Linked DNA regions of Mus musculus: region 1 is linked to region 2. A link is a loop called in an ENCODE intact Hi-C map of the cell type or tissue named here. Cell type or tissue: left cerebral cortex. All regions are shown on one strand. Links, peaks and the distances in the headings refer to the core of each region. The heading gives the core; the rest is flanking DNA.

Region 1 (5,378 bases), core at 194-5,193, 150 kb after region 2:
ATACCAGGTTCATACCTATCTTGCCCTGATTCCCTTGCCTATTTTCTCAAGGACCCCCTCACAAAGGTAAGAATGAAGTCTTCCATACCAGCATGGGGGCTGGCTTACAGAGTTCTACTTTCCAAAGAAGATAAGTCAGAACACAGACAAACTTTGGTAGAGATGGTCCAGCTCAGCCTGCACACTTACCAGAAATATCTAGAACAGGTTCTGCCTGTCCTGTCCCCAGTAACACCTTGGGATTCTTCCATAGTGAGTACATTTGGGCTAAGAAACAAAGATAGCAAAGCACTACTGAGTGGGAAAGCTGGGGGCTGGGGACCCCAGTGGCATAGGCTATCAAATGAGACAAAAGGAAGAAGCCCCTGGGACTTAAAAAGAAACAGACAGAAGACACAAGAGACCACAACACTGCTGCCTTAGGGTTTCTAATTCTAGCAGATGCATACAACTTTAGAACTACTGAACAAAGCCAGGATTCAGGACCTATGTCTGACCATAGACTCTCTTGAGACCTTTTGGTTTTTCTTTATCCTATCTCAGCCTACTACATGAGTGTGCAAAGGAAGCCTCTTTCTGCCTCCCTAACTGTATGTAGAAAAGTCTGGTTGATGATTTTTTTTTTGTCTGCACTGTGATGCTATTTTAAAAGGCTGGGAGAGGGTTCATAAGGAGAGTAGGAAGTCCCAAGGTAGGTTGATAGGGAAGGAGACTAAGTTGCATGAAGGTGTGACGTAAACATGGGCATAGAAATGAAAAATCTCTCTTCCTCAAAATTCCTTCTTGTCCCTTCTTAGCAAGGAATAAGGAATAAGAGAAATGGCACAGATACCCAGTTGATAAAGATGTGGTCCAAAGCTCTACCCTTCTCAGGGCTCACAACATGAGAGCAACAAGCATATGTTCACAAATGCCAGGCTGCCCACCAATCTGACAAGCAGTAGGTTTTCTAAAGTCTGGGGAAGGTGGGTTTGTAGCTCATGCATTGGGAAGGTACCTGGGTCCATAGGCAGTTCTTGAGGTCTTTGATAAGCAAGATGGAGCCAATAACACCCACCTAGCCAACAGTCAATGGACTGACTGCAGTCAGGCATAGCCAGACCATGATGAGGGTTCACTAGCAGGCTGTCTATGAGGCAAGAAGAGATGTATGATGTGAACAGAACATATTCTTGTTTTCCCTTGTCCTCATCCACACCAGTAGTCTGCTGGACCTAGGCTGAAGTGGGAAACAAAATAGGAAGAACCTTGGTTGATGTCTCCATACCCACAGAATAAAAGCACTGGCTTCATTTTGTGATAGCAATAGAAAAATCTTGCCACTGATAACATGCATGCTTAAAATGGACACAAAGCCCAGCTGACTGGCCATGAAGTAGCATAGCTTGAATATCCATCTGGACAATGACTCAGAATGTCCAGGTGAAAGGAAAGTGGGAAGAGCCAGAGCCAAGAACAGGGACTGGATAGTGTAGAGAAAGTCATATATCAGAAGTGATTGATACACAAACAGTGAGAATGTCACACATGCAACACTATTGTGACAAGGTGAGGTCATGGGGAAGCAGAGAATATTATCACAAATGTCACATTCTTGAAGATAAGTCCAAAGTGGCTACCATGTATGGTATGAACAGAAGGCAGACAACCAAACCCACGTGGTCAGCCTAACAGGTCCAGCAAGAGGTGGTAGGGAGATCTGTGTCGGATCAGTTGGGCTGCCTCACTGCAGGTGCAGGGCTCAGTTTTGCTGGACCTGGCCTTTCTTCCTTTCCTTTCTCTCCACGGGCTTCTTCACTGATCAGGTAGTACTGTAGAGGATTGGGCCACAGGTCCTCATTAATTATCTCAACAATCTTGTCAGACTCAATAGAGCTGTGATTTGAAAACCACCCAAAGAAGCTACCATTGTTTTCTGGGTTTTCCTTGCTTAGGGATTGTAGATCATGGCCTGGGAGCCACTGGATTGGAGCTGAACGAGACACCACTTGACCGGATGGACCACAGCCATATTCCTTAATGAGCACCTTGTTTTGGAAATAGGGGTTTCGGCCAAAGTAGAACTTGATTTTGTAGCCCAACCTGGCAAGGCCAAGTTCTTCCACCTCCAGTCTGTTCAAATAGCTCAATACCTCCTTATCTTTGGTATTCAGAAAAGCTGACAGCTGGGGATGGTTCTGAAAAGCTTGCCCCCAGAAGCCCGGAATGCTCTGGATGAGGAGGTTCCGGCGCTCTAAGTGGTGAAGTCGCAACTGGCCAAACTTGCGTGAAAGCCTGAGATATGCCCTGTCAGCCTGTGCATTCATGGTCTCTAGCTTTAGCTGGACCGTCTCTAGGGTATCCATGCTGCCCACTGTCGCGGGAGACCCTGCCCCAGCATGCTTCTCTGTCATCTTTTTTTCCTCCCCCACTGGAGCAGCGGCGCACAACCCCGCAGAGGCCATCTTCGGCTTCCCACTAACTGTGGCCTGAGGTCCCCTCCCCGTGGCGCTCCGAGTATCTGGGGCCTTCCTCCCGGGGACTCGCCGATTTCCAATGCGGGAGCCGCGTCGCAGCTTCGCCAAGGCTCCCACGGTTCCCACGAAGCTGGTGTCGCTGGTCAGGCGCTCGGCGAGGGAACGGGCCCTCTCCAGGTCCGGATCAGGGGCCGCCAGCCCGCGCTCGTCTGCAGCCCGAGCCCGCAACGCCAGGCCGCAGTCCAGCGGGAGGCGGCAGGCCGCCTCTTCCCGCAGCTCGGCTGGTTCGGCGCCTCCTTGAGCTGCGCCGGCCTGCACCTGCGCGGCCGCGGAGTCCTCCCCGAGCCGCGGGCTCTGTGGTGGCTTTTCGTCGTGCCAGGCGTCTTCCGCAGCGGCCCGGACCCGGGCTCTGGCCCGGCCTTTGCCCCGGCCTTTGGCGCGGGAAGACTTTCGACCCCTACTCCGTCCGCTCATGGTGCCAGAGAACAAGGTTTCAAAGCCGCTACCAGCCCAGGGTCTCTACGAAGCTGGCCTCTCCATGGCAACCGTGACGTCACCACGGCAGGACCCACTGCACCCAGTGATTGGCTCCGCTCAGCGGCTGCGTACCAGCCCACCCTCACATGCTACACGCCCTTAGTCTTATTTTGCAGTTAGAAAGTTAGTTTCCACCTGTGCTTGGCCTTGGTAGTGTTGCTGACTCATCTCCTATCATTGATAGCAAGCGTGTCCCCAGGGGTTCATAAGACAGAGCCATTGCTCCTACAGTGACATCGTAAAGGCACCCACTACCGTCTCCATCAATTTTCTAAGTATTTTTCCTCTTCTGTTATTTTCTGTGACATCTCTCATAATTAATTGGTCATCGGCATGTCTGTCTCATTACATAATTATTCTACTGTAAGATTTGTCCCAACGATTCAACTCTAGGGAATGTGAAAGCCAGAACCATAATATTTATGTAAAATGACTTAGAAAGAATAAAAAAGTAACATACAAGGCATTTTACTGAATACTAATTTTACATTATCTCTGTTCTTGAAGGAGGTATTCTTGTTCCCAGTTTCCTGATAAAATGGCAACTGAGGGCTGGTGTTAGTTACATCTCAGTGATAAAACAGTTACTCAGCATGTGGGAAGTCCTGGATTCAGTCCTTAGTGAGGAGGAGGATTCAGTCCTTAGTGAGGAGGAGGAAGAGCAGGTGGAGAGGAGAGGGATACTAAGGAACATTCTGGAGACTATACAGCGAAGGAGAAAAAGGCTTGGCCTAATTATGTTACCATGCTACCATAATCTGTTGGCCCTTTGCAAATGGCTATGGTGACTCCTAAGCTGTTCAGCATGTTAACAAATTCCAAACTCCTTGCCTAGGCACAAATCCTCCAGCTGCCTCAGGTCTACACAGAGTAACGCTGTGAATCCCAGTCCAGAGCCAGAAATAACAGGCCTGAGTCCAAGCTCCTGTAATTGGGATAGGACACACATAGAATAAAAATACCATTCTAGGAGTAGAGAAGGATTTCCAGGTGAGATTTTTGAGACAGAGGGTTTACAGGAGTAGTGAGGGAGGGAGCCCTAGAAATTTTTCATAGCCTACAGAGAATCAGCCAGAAAACCTGTCTGGCACTCCTAAAGAAACCTCATATCCTATAGCAGGGCTACAGCACCATGAGTACTGAGGGAATGCATGACAAATGTGAAGAGAAACTTTCTGAGTGGATCTTCCAGGTTCAAACACCACAACACCCTTGCAGTGAAAAACAGAGAAGTAAGCCTAGCCGTTGGGCAGGATATGGAAGCTTGCTCAAGGTGCACAAGAACTACTAGATCAGCAACTAAATGTTAACAAGCTCTCGGCCAGCTTTTATTTTTATTTATTTTAGATATTTTCTTTATTTACATTTAAAATGTTATACCCTTTCCTTGTTTCCCCCTATCCCATCCCTCCTACCCACCTGCTTACCAGCCCACCCACTCCTGCTTCCCTATTCTGGCATTGAATTCTTCCCTACACTGGGGCATTGAATTTTCACAGGACCAAGGGTCTCTCTTCCCATTGATATGCCACAGGGCCATCCTCGGCTACATATGCAGCTGGAGCCATGGGTCTGTCCATGTATACTCTTTGGTTGGTGGTTTAGTCCCTGGAAACTCTGGGGGTACTGGTTGGTTCATATTGTTGTTCCTCCTATGGGGCTGCAAACCCCTTCAGCTCCTTGGGTACTTTCCCTAGCTCCTTCATTGTGGATCCTGTGCTCAGTCCAATAGTTGGCTGAGAACATCCACCTCTGTGTTTGTCAGGCACTGGCAGAGCCTCTCAGATATATGGAGCTCCTGCCAGCAAGTACTTGTTGGAATCCACAATAGTGTCTAGATTTGGTAACTGTATATGGGATGCATCCCCAGGTGGGGCAGTCTCTGGATTGTCTTTCCTTCAGTCTCTGCTCCATACTTTATCTCTGTATCTCCCTACATGGGCATTTTGCTCCTTAGGCAGCTTTTATACACATTAAATTTTAAGTGTAGAAGCCGGGGTTGGGGAGGTTGCTCTGAAACTAAGTAATAACTGTAACTAACCAATACATGTGAGTTCTAACTTTCTCAAAAGGCCTGCAGTTGCCTGCAAAGCTCCAGCTCTGACAGGTTTCCCCTCTAACCTTCTGTCCTATGCTTTCTCCAATACTCTGGTCTCCTGCCTCAGAACCTTTATTCTGGTGCTTCCTTCAAGTGCTCAGTCTACCACATGTGGTCTGAGGCCCTATACACTTAAATTTCTCACTATTAAAGCCAACACGTGTGAAATGGTCAACTCTTTTCCATTTATGCTTTTTATTTTTTTGTCTCCCATCATACCTATCAACTTCCTACACTCTGCCAGTAGTTTGGGGGTTTTATATATAAACTTTAAAGAATACACATTT
Region 2 (5,378 bases), core at 209-5,208:
CCACCGTTGGGCTACTATAAACAGTTCTAGCATAAACAGTAGCATAGTTACATAAGTTGTAATATTCTCAGTAGATTACAGACATAACAGTTTGGCATTTTTTCTAGAAACTTAAGTAACTAGGAGGCCAGGAGTGGTGGCACAAGCCTGAAAGATAACAGCTTGGTTCCTGTGGTTTCAAGGCTAGCCTTGTGGGTTTCAGGCTGTCCTGTGTGTTGTGATCCTATATGAACAAATATGCTTGTAATCCTTCCTCTTTAAAAACAAACAAATGAAACTAAAGAACTAAAAGAACTAGGCAGATAATACAGGCAGATGCTGCCTGATTCTTTAGTGCTAGTGCAGCTTACTAAGAGGCTTGAGGCTTCCTTTGTACCTTACTACAGCTGAAAATGGCTTTATGGGTCTTTTAAATAAGATTTTAGTGAGGACCCAATTGAAAGCCATGATTTGATATTGTAAATCTGAATTTACTATGAACTACTTATTCATAATTTTCTTATATGGTATTTTCATCCCATAGACATCAGATGGGTTCCAAAATTCATTTGGTGATTCTTCTTAGATGCCATGATGCAGTGGCATAAAACATAAAACTGTGACTGCAGCTTCTTCATCATTGAATGCTGAAATACCCTCTCCTCTTCCATACTACCAGAAGAACAGAATATTTCTTTCATTAATAATAATTTCCCTGTTCAAGGCCATGCCCATGAGAAGTGTCTGACCTGAATGCTAATGAAGGTCACAGAAAAAAATGCATGGGTTATACACTGGCAGAAAGTGGAGGGGTTGCATTTGTGCACAGTGGCAAGTTTGTTTCTTTAATTTATATGTGTGAATACATATGTTTATAAAATTGGGAGAGTTAAGGCTAAGCCCTTTGGTCACTGGGGGTGCCTACAGAACAGAAAACCTCCATGCTGTCCTTGACACACTAGGAAGCAAGTAGAACTCCCAAGCAATTAATTCTTGACTTCTGCCCATTTCTCTGCCAGGGATGGACTATACAAAGTTGAAAAAGTTAGCCTTGGCTCTCAATCATACACCAACACACTTATATTTTTTCTTCCAATTTTATTAGGTATTTTCTTCATTTACATTTCAAATGCTATCCCGAAAGTCCCCTATACCTTCCCCCCGCCACCGCTCCCCTACCCATCCACTCCCACTTCTTGGCCCTGGTGTTCTCTTGTACTGGGGCATATAAAGTTTGCAAGACCAAGTGGCCTCTCTTCCCAATGATGGCTGACTAGGCCATCTTCTGCTATATATGCAGCTAGAGACATGAGCTCTAGGGGTGCTGGTTAGTTCATATTGTTGTTCCACCTATAGGGTTGCAGACCCCTTCAGCTCCTTGGGTACTTTCTCTAGCTCCTCCATTGTGGGCCCGGTGTTCCATCCAATAGCTGACTGTGAGCATCCACTTCTGTGTTTGCCAGGCACTGGCATAGCCTCACAAGAGACAGCTATATCAGGGTCCTTTCAGCAAAATCTTGCTGGCATATGCAATAGTGTCTGCATTTGGTGGCTGATTATGGGATGGATCCCCAGGTGCAGCAGTCTCTGGATGGTCCTTCCTTTTGTCTCAGCTCCAAACTTTGTCTCTGTAACTCCTTCCCTGGGTATTTTGTCCCTTAACGGAGAAATGGATACAGAAAATGTGGTACACTTACACAATGGAGTACTACTCAGCTATTAAAAACAATGAATTTATGAAATTCCTAGGCAAATGGATGGATCTGGAGGGTATCATCCTGAGTGAGGTAACCCAATCACAAAAGAACTCACATGATATGTACTCACTGACAAGGGGATATTAGCCCAGAAACTTAGAATACCCAAGATACAATTTGCAAAACACATGAAGCTCAAGAAGAACGAAGACCAAAGTGCAGATACTTCACCCCTTCTTAGAATTGGGAAGGGAACCAACACACTTATTGTGTTGAGATTCTACTGTGGGCCAAAGGCTAAAGATACCTTGGTATTATAATTTGAATGTGAAATGTCCCCTACAAGCTTTTTTGTTTGAACATGTGGTTCCATGATGGTGGTGCTATAATATGATGTTTTGGAACTTTGAGGATACAGAACTTACTTGGTAGATGTACATCATAGGAAAAGATCGTGGATTATGTATCTCAGCTTTCCTTGTGGTCTAAACTCTACTTCCTGACCAGTGCCATGTAATAACAGAAACAGGGGCTCACATGGAAGAGTGACAACAGTCTTGACAGAAGGTTTATGGAACTTGGACTGGGACACAGCAACAGCTGAAGGAGTTGAAAGTGACTATGTTTTGAATTTTCTTTGTTTGTAGAGATGATAGGGTCCTGATCAATGGGAAAAAATATTTAGTTACTCCAAATTGGCCATGTAATTATGAACCGAGACCAGTGAACCAAGATAACCATTACTGTTTCAAATCTAAGTTGATTCTTATTATCAATTTAATTTCTACATGTATCACAAGTCATTGTTAGTAACTTTTACTCATGGTTGTATAGCCACTTGGATGATTTCTCTATGAAGAAGTTAAGGCACAGAGAGACAGTACTACTCAAAGATAAACAGCTGTTGAGTGGGAGAAATGGTTCCTCTCCTCTTTGGCTCCACCAAGCAGCTCCCACTGGCCTTTCAAATGTAGAAGCTTGGGAGTACCCGGAAAAGAACTGCAATTTTTTGAAGGCTTGAAGGAATTATTTTCATCTTTAGTAAAAATGACTGAAATAACTGAAGAGATGACTCAGAAGCAAACAGCACCCCCCCTTTAAGCACCAACCATGTGATTTCTTTCCAGATACTGAAATCTATGGTTCTTGTATCTTTTGTCAGCATACTTGCTGAACAGTCAAGTGATTTCAATAAATACCTATGTATTGCAGTAAATTGTTAAAGTCTGCTCTATGCTCCTGTTGGAGGCTCCTCTAAATCCTCCCAAATGTTTTGGATTCATGAATGAAAGACACACACACACACAAACACACACACACACATATACACCGCTTATTTTTAATATGCCTTAACGTGCTCAATGGTTATTCCTCTGATATTCCTGAGTTAATGCTTATTAAATCTATATTTTATCTTTGTTGCCCTTGGACCCTTCTGGGCAGCCCTTCTGGGGCCACTTTCCTCCTTGCACCTATATTTCATCCGTCTCTCCCTCCTGTGCCTTCCCAGCATGGTCTGCCTATGCCCTTTTCTTGGAGGACTCCCTTCTTCCTCCTCTCTTGTGTTTCTTGCCTGGGCATCCTAAAAGTCCTGCCTCTGTCTACCAGCCCAGCCATTGGCTGCTGGCAACTTTATTTCCCAACTGGGGCAGAGCCAACTGGGGGCAGGTTTTTGGGTAACATATTAGCATAAGAACACAAGCCACTATACCTGGGTGCCCCTATACACTGCCAAGTTATTCCCTGAATAGAAGGATGAGAATTGGGGACAGATGGGATTAAAACACATCCCCATTCATAACATCTCTTAAGATCAATGGACTCAATTCTCTAATGAAGTGACATAGACTAACAGACTGGATACATAAACAGGACACAGCATTTTGCTGCATACAGGAAACCCACCTCAGTGACAAAGACAGACACTACCTCAGAGTGAAAGGCTGAAAAAAAAAAAAAAAAAAAAAAAAACCTTTGTAAGCAAATGGTCCCAAGAAACAAGCTCAAGTAGACATTCTAACATCAAATAACATCGACTTTCAACCAGAAGTTATCAAAAAAGATAAGGAAGGACACTCCATACTCAATAAAGGAAAAATCTACCATGATGAACTCTCAATTCTGAACATCTATGCTCCAAATGCAAGGGCACCTACATTCATAAAAAAATAAAAAATAAATAAATAAAATAACAAAAACAAAAACAAAACAAAACAACAACAACAAAAACTTTACTAAAACTCAAAGCACACATTGCACCTCACATAATAATAGTGGGAAACTCCAACAACAAACTCTCAACAATGGACACATCATTGAAACAGAAATTAAACAGAGCAATAGTGAAACTAACACAAGTTATGAACAAAATGAGTTTAACAGATATGTATAGAGCATTTCATCCTAAAACAAAAGCATATACCTTCTTCTCAGCACCTCATAATACCTTCTCCAAAACTGACCATATGATCACTTACAAAATAAGCCTCAACAGATGTAAGAAGATTGATATAATCCCATATACCCTATCAGATCACCATGGACTAAGGCTGGTCTTCAATAACAACAAAAACAATAGAAAACCCACACATGGAGCTGAACAATGTTCTACTCAACTATATCTTGGTCAAAGAAGAAATAATGCAAGAAATTAAAGACATTTTAGAATGTAATGAAAATGAAGCCACAACATACCCAAACTTATGGGACACAATGAAAACAATGCTAACATGAAAATTCATAGCTATGAGTGTCTCTAAAAGGAAACTGGAGAGAGCATACACTAGCAGCTTGGCAGCACACCTGAGAGCTATAAAACATAAAGAAGCAAGTATACCCAAGAGGAGTAGACAGCAGAAAATAATCAAATTCAGAGCTGAAATCAACCAAGTAGAGTCAAAGAACAAAAAATTTTACTAAGAATCAACAAAACCAGGAGCAGTTCTTTAAGAACATCAACAAGATAAATATACCTTTAGCCAGAGTAACCAGACAGCACAGAATTGTATCTAAATTAACAAAATCAGAAATGAAAAGGGAGACATAACAACAGAAAATGAGGAAATTTTAAAAAAAAATCATCAGATTCTACTACAAAAGCCTATATTCAACAAAACTGGAAATTCTAGATGAAATGGCCAATTTTCTAGACAGATACCAGATAGTTAAATCAGGATCAGATAAAACATCTGAACAGTCCCACAACCCCAAAAGAAATAGAAGCAGTCATTAATAGTCTCCCTTCTAAAATAAGCCCATTACTAAATGGGTTTAGTGCAAAATTCTATCAGACCTTTGAAGAAGACCTTATACCAATACTCTTCAAACTTTTCCACAAAATAAAAACATAAGGAACACTATGCAATTCATCCTACAAAGCCACAATTATGCTTATACCTAAACCACACAAAGAACCAACAAAGAAAGAGATCTTCAGACCAATTTCCGTTATGAATATTGATACAAAAATACTCAATAAAATTCTCACAGACCAAATCCAAGAACACATCAAAATGATCATCCATCATGATCAAGTATGCTTCATTCCTGGGATGCAGGGATGTTTCAATCTATGGAAATCCATGAATGTAATCACTATATAAACAAATTCAAAGAAAAAAACTACATTCATATCCCATTAGATGCTGAAAAATGCATTTGACAAAATTTAATACCCCTTCATGGTAAAAGATTTGAAAGGAA

The links. Peaks named below come from ENCODE experiments on the same cell type or tissue, not always from the same donor. Only the 100,000 strongest peaks of a DNase experiment are listed, where the experiment ranks them.
Region 1: it touches region 2 in a loop (6-fold over the local background); 2 of 42 quality-filtered maps call a loop at or near these places.

The regions. Positions count from the first base shown.
Region 1 is chr15:33,684,868-33,690,245 of GRCm38, forward strand. It overlaps Tspyl5 (testis-specific protein, Y-encoded-like 5), which reads right to left and starts at 3,016. Exons shown (of 1, transcript NM_001085421.1): 1 at 1-3,016. The coding sequence starts at 2,930. The coding sequence ends at 1,710. In left cerebral cortex, for the core only: no CTCF peak of the experiment used is centred there; DNase peaks (open chromatin) are centred at 2,523, 3,018 and 3,602; H3K4me3 peaks cover 1,886 bases; H3K27ac peaks cover 1,900 bases.
Region 2 is chr15:33,537,734-33,543,111 of GRCm38, forward strand. The region is part of intron 7 of Cpq (carboxypeptidase Q); the gene reads left to right. Among named protein-coding and RNA genes, the nearest start is that of 4930592A05Rik, 110 kb to the right of the region's middle. In left cerebral cortex, for the core only: no CTCF peak of the experiment used is centred there; a DNase peak (open chromatin) is centred at 2,675.